2 separate regions of the Homo sapiens genome follow, and region 1 is linked to region 2. Evidence: chromatin loops called from intact Hi-C (ENCODE). Cell type or tissue: PC-3. All regions are shown on one strand. Each heading gives the region's core, and the rest is flanking DNA. Links, peaks and the distances in the headings are about the cores only. Region 1 holds the start of IFIT3 (interferon induced protein with tetratricopeptide repeats 3). Region 2 has its middle 3.2 kb from the start of IFIT1.

What was found. A loop is a pair of places that touch in the nucleus more often than their neighbours do. Peaks named below come from ENCODE experiments on the same cell type or tissue, not always from the same donor. Only the 100,000 strongest peaks of a DNase experiment are listed, where the experiment ranks them.
Region 1: it touches region 2 in a loop (3.0-fold over the local background); 26 of 110 quality-filtered maps call a loop at or near these places.

The regions. Positions count from the first base shown.
Region 1 is chr10:89,327,058-89,329,872 of GRCh38, forward strand. It overlaps IFIT3 (interferon induced protein with tetratricopeptide repeats 3), which reads left to right and starts at 940. Exons shown (of 2, transcript NM_001549.6): 1 at 940-1,021. The coding sequence starts at 1,017. It also overlaps a transcript of LIPA not described here. RefSeq lists an enhancer at 708-947 and a silencer at 1,268-1,317. In PC-3, for the core only: no CTCF peak of the experiment used is centred there; a DNase peak (open chromatin) is centred at 1,274; H3K4me3 peaks cover 1,771 bases; H3K27ac peaks cover 1,979 bases.
Region 2 is chr10:89,387,993-89,390,807 of GRCh38, forward strand. It overlaps a transcript of LIPA not described here. Among named protein-coding and RNA genes, the nearest start is that of IFIT1, 3.2 kb to the right of the region's middle. In PC-3, for the core only: a CTCF peak has its summit at 1,459 (motif pointing left); a DNase peak (open chromatin) is centred at 1,439.

The sequences.
Region 1 (2,815 bases), core at 100-2,599, 61 kb before region 2:
ATTTTCTGATTGACAATTTGTTGAAAGAGTTATTATCAATAGAAAGGAATGTTTGGAGACATCCAATAGAAATTCAATAGACAATCATTAGAAAGGAATGTCTGGGTCGTGGAGACCAAGGTTTTATTATGCAGATGAAGCCTCCAAGTAGCAGGCTTCAGAGAGAATAGGTTGTAAATGTTTCTTAATACACTTAAAAAGAGCATGTTCTGGCTGGGTGCAGTGGCTCATGCCTGTAATCCCAGCACTTTGGGAGGCCAAGGTGGTTGGATCACCTGCTATCAGGAGTTCAAGACCAGCCTGACCAACATGGCGAAACCTCGTCTCTACTAAAAATACAAATATTAGCCGGGCATGGTGGTGGGTGCCTGTAATCCCAGCTACTCGGGAGGCTGAGGCAAGAGAATCACTTGAACCCAGGAGGCAGAGGTTGCAGTGAGACGCAATCATGCCACTGCATTCCAGCCTGGGCAACAGAGTAAGACTCTGTCTCAAAAAAAAACAAAAACAAAAACAAAAAAAGAGTGTGTTCTATTAGTAATTCCAAAAGGAAAAAGGATGTAATGAGGCATATCCAGCTTCCCCTTCACATCAGTTTTCAGGTTAACTTTGGAATGCCCTTGGCCAAAAGCAGGGGTCCAGTCACATGGTTGGTGAGTATGGCCTTAGAATTTAATTTTTTGGTTTACATTAGGAATGCTTCCACATTCTCTCAAACAAATTTTAGTCACAGTTTTGAATAACGTACTCTGGCTCAGCCATTGCAGGTCTCAAGCCGTTAGGTTTCATTTTCCTCCTCCCAACGATTTTAAATTAGTTTCACTTTCCAGTTTCCTCTTCCTTCCCCTAAAAGCAATTACTCAAAAACGGAGAAAACATCAGCTGATGCGTGCCCTACTCTCCCACCCCTTTATATAGTTCCTTCAGTATTTACTTGAGGCAGACAGGAAGACTTCTGAAGAACAAATCAGCCTGGTCACCAGCTTTTCGGAACAGCAGAGACACAGAGGGCAGTCATGAGGTCAGTGAAATAAGAATGCATAATCATGCTTGTTTTTGAGTGCAAATTGTAAGTTGAGTTTCTTACTGTGCAGGCACATTCCTGAATTGTCCTGATGTTTATAGATTCAATATGTCTTTATCAGTCTGAGCATTTGTAAGATGTTTGAGGGGTTTTTCCCTGTGGCTTTTTTTGGTGTACACACAGGCTTCTTAAGTTTCTGGAATGGTTCCCTACGGAACTACATGGGGGGAGGCAGGGTGGGGAATGCATCAGCTCATGTTTCCTCCCTGTGTGCAGCTATTTCCTGCAATGAGAGGAAGGCTTGGCAGGAGCGGTGTATTTCACTCAGCCACAAACTTGGCTGATTCAAGGGTAGACCTAAGGGAATTACTCTTTTGGGTTTTTCTGTTATTGTCATTTTGTTTGAAAAGATTAAGTCACAGGCTTTTTTTCTTGTAATTTTAAAAGGAGGAATTTATTTTCAACAGATATTGTGAAAGATACAATCAGTACTGCAAACCCACTCATGAAGAAGGCAATTTTGCCCTGAAACGTTGCATTACTTTAAGGTGGGAAGTGGAAGAAACAATTCTTACAAATGGGCATTTTTGTCATTTCTTATATAAAAACAAACCCAAAGCTTAGCATTTATTTTTATTGATGTAGTGAATGCTGGTCAGCAGCAAAAAAAGAATTTCTCCTCAAAAGTGTAATGACCTAATCTATTATCTAAAACTAGTCTAATCTCTAATGGTGGGAAGCAGATCAGTGGTTGCCTGGAGATGGTGGGGATTGAGTAGGAAGGCTCCCAAAAGAATCTTTTTAGAATCATAGGAATAGTCTATAGGGAGGTAGTGATGGTGGCTACATATGCATAAACATTTACCAAAACTCATCAGACTATACACTGAAAATGGGTGCATCTTATTGTATATAAAGCATAATCTCAGTAAACTTGATTTTTAAATTTATATATTGACCTCCTGGAGTTCTTCAGGGGATAGCATGTTAGGGAGAACTAAGAGAAAAGGATGCCTTTCCCACCAAGCATCTCTAGGAAAGGAGTGAGGAGGTGATTGCCAGGGAGGGAAGACCCCATCGACCATTCAGGGGGGCAGAAAAGGAAAACTGGATTCCCTACCTTACTCTGCCCCAAGGACTTGAAGATGCTCTGCAATGTCATGTTTGGGGATGAGATGGGTAAGAGGAATTCACTGCCAAATACCTCAGTATATAGAATACCCTTTTATATAGAATAAGTTCCTGGTCAAGAGTGATGTTAATTGTGTCTGTGTGAGTGGGATTGACCAGAGAGCAAGGCGTCTTAGTAGCCAGCTTGCAGGAAAGGTTTTACAGGGTCCTGTCTTTAGGTGTGTCTATAGCCACTGACCTGAGGAGGTCTGAGGGGGGCTCTCTGAACTATGCTGGACTCAGGTTCACATCAAGGTGCTCCTATTTCCAGAGGCTATAGGAACAGGAAGAGATTGGGCTGCTCCTCCCCAGTTGTGCTAAAAATTTCCAAATGGGAAAATCACCTGGAGAACTCACTGGCACGTGCCAGCTGATGGGCATCCTCCTCTGCCCCATCCACTGAGGAACTCTGTTGCTCCCTTTACACACTCACAAATTCACTTAAAATTATAACACAAATATATTAGTACCAGCAATCATGGTGGTAACATTTCTTTGTGATCTGTAGTTAGTGGTTTCATGCAAGTCCGTGTGAAGAGACCACCAAACAGGCTTTGTGTGAGCAACAAGGCTGTTTATTTCACCTGGGTGCAGGTGGGCTGAGTCCGAAAAGAAAGTCAG
Region 2 (2,815 bases), core at 98-2,597:
AATGGTGGATAAAATCACATAGGAAGGAAGGATTCCAAGTGATTTTTAAGTGCGCTGTAATTTGACTCTACATTTTTAATAGGATATAGCTTATAAACAAAACTAACATGGAAAAAAATTCTTTTTTTTTTGAGACAGTGTCTCGCTCTGTCACCCAGGCTGGAGTGCAGTGGCATGATCTCAGCTCACTGCAATCTCCGCCTCCTGGGTTCAAGTGATTCTCCTGCCTCCGCCTCCTGAGTAGCTGGGATTACAGGTGGGTGCCACCACACCCAGCTAATTTTTGTATTTTCAGTAGAGACAGGGTTTTGCCATGTTGGCCAGCATGGTCTCGAACCCCTGACCTCAGGTGATCCGCCCATCTTGGCCTCCCACAGTGCTGGGATTACAGGTGTGAATCACCGCGCCTGGCCGAAAAAAATTCTTAAACTCTACTTAGCACCATTCTGGAGGTGTTTTGTTAATTTTGTTATTCAGAGACGGTTGTTGGTGTATTATATAATAGATCACATGAATAATTAAACTGGCATCACTTAGAAAAGGAATGTTTAGTTTGGGAGGAAAAATATGTACGTAAGATTTTTTATGTTAAGTAAAAAAATCCAGTGTACCTGGGTTTGTAAGATTCATGTCATATTTTATCTTCAAAATATATACACAGTATCCATGTCATCTTCCTGGTTTTAATATTGTACTACAGCTATATAAGATGTCACTATTTGGGGAATTTGGATGAAAAGTACACAGGATCTTTTCTGAAATTTCTTGTGTCTATAGTTGTTTCAAAATATGCCTGAAATGTAAAAAAAAAAAAAAAATGAGCTAATAAAAATTCTAGTAGTACTTGAATAGGTTGCAGTAAACCAAACTGTGGGTCAAGGTGGGCTGAGTGATATCATGGGCTGAGAGGTCTCTTGAAGTTTCATGAGAAGATATGTAAATCATCAAATCATTTGCAACGAAGAATTTCTGGAGTCCAAGTCCTCTCTCCATGGATGCGACTGGAAGTAGTTTAGGAAAAATCTCAGAAGCCAAGAAAATAGTTTTCATACAGTGGTCAGAACACTGAGAATTACATTCCTCAGAAAATAGGCTATAGCTAAAAATATCTTTGTGATTGAATACATTCAAAAGAGTATATAACATGTAATTAGCAGAGATATTCCAATTGTTAAATGTTAAATTATAAATTAAAAAGAGAAATATCTAGAAACCTGACTTTTATAATTAAATGAAAAACGTGAGGAAAATCAAAGATGCAGGAACATGGAAATGGATTGATCGATTCAGTCAAGCCTTTGGTTTTTATGATTCTAGCATGAAAGCATCTTGTGTGTCTTTCATGTCACTACAATGCCTTCATTTAACTATGATTACCAAAAAACAAGTACAGTAGCAACTTCTGCAGTACAAACTGATGGAAAGGACTGCTGAGGAGACAGAGAAGCCCAAGGAAGTAGTACCACCTAGGGGCTGAATTTGTTTCTAACAAGAAATCAGCTTTTCATTAGGTAACCAGATCACTAGATCCTATTCTACCTGGCCATTAGCAAGCTGATAAGAGATTTTAGACTACAAGAGATGACCCTGGAAAAGACAGGGGAAATTTCTATGGAGCCCATTCCTTAATAAGTTGTGATTGGATATTTGAGACCCTTCAGCAGAAATGGCTTAGCATTTGTCCATATTATCATATTATAATTTTTAAAAAATACACTCAGAATAACATTCTTTTTCCATATCATCCTGTGAATGAAGAAGAGACTAAGGAATTCATTACCCATTGTGTAGGTGAGGAAACAAGGCATTGAGTCGTAAAATACTGAATCTGGGCCTCACAGAACAGGAAGTGGGTCCAGGGATTGAGTCCCATATCTCTCAGTCAGAGAATTTCAGACATACAATAGACATTAGGGATAATTGAGGCCCTGGTTCCCGGCTCAGGGCGCAGGTCTACATCAAAATCACCTGAAGATTTCTTTCTTTTTTTTTTTTTTTTTTTTTTTGAGATGGAGTTTCACTCTTGTTGCCCAGGCTGGAGTGCAATGAAATGGCACGATCTCGGCTCACCACAACCTCCACCTCCCGGGTTCAAGCGATTCTCCTGCCTCAGCCTCCCGAGTAGCTGGGATTACAGGCATGTGCCACCACGCCCGGCTAATTATGTATTTTTAGTAGAGACGGGGTTTCTCCATGTTAGTCAGGCTGGTCTCGAACTCCCAACCTCAGGTGATCCGCCCGTCTTGTCCTCCCAAAATGCTGGGATTACAGGCGTGAGCCACTGTGCCCAGGCTGAAGATTTCTTTTTAATACTGAGCCAGAGGCCTGTACCTAAGTATATGTTCAATTGTTCTGGAATGGGCATAGTTAGCATTATTTTTGAGATTTACCTGGCTGATTCTAATGTGCAGTGAGGGTTGAGATCTGCCAACCTATTCCAAATGACTTCTCAGCTGAGGAAATTGAGATTCATAGAGGTGAAGCAGTTTATCATAACTGGTCAGTCCCTTGCAGAGCCCAGCTTAGACTCCTGGGAATGAACTCACAACCTAGTGCTGAAATTTCATTTTCTAAATGTTTGATCCTCTCTGGTTCCCATTTTCTTTTTTATCTGTAAACACACACACACACGCGCGCGATTGGCTTTTCTTTCCTTAATGCTGTTCTATCCTGTGTCCCTCATGGGTTTGTTTAGCCCAAAGAGACACTAAGCAAGATTCTGAATACCTAATCAGCCTGGGCCATAGCCCCGTAGAACCAAGACTGCTGCCAAATTCACAGCAATGGCAAGATAAACTTTTTGTTCATATCTCTG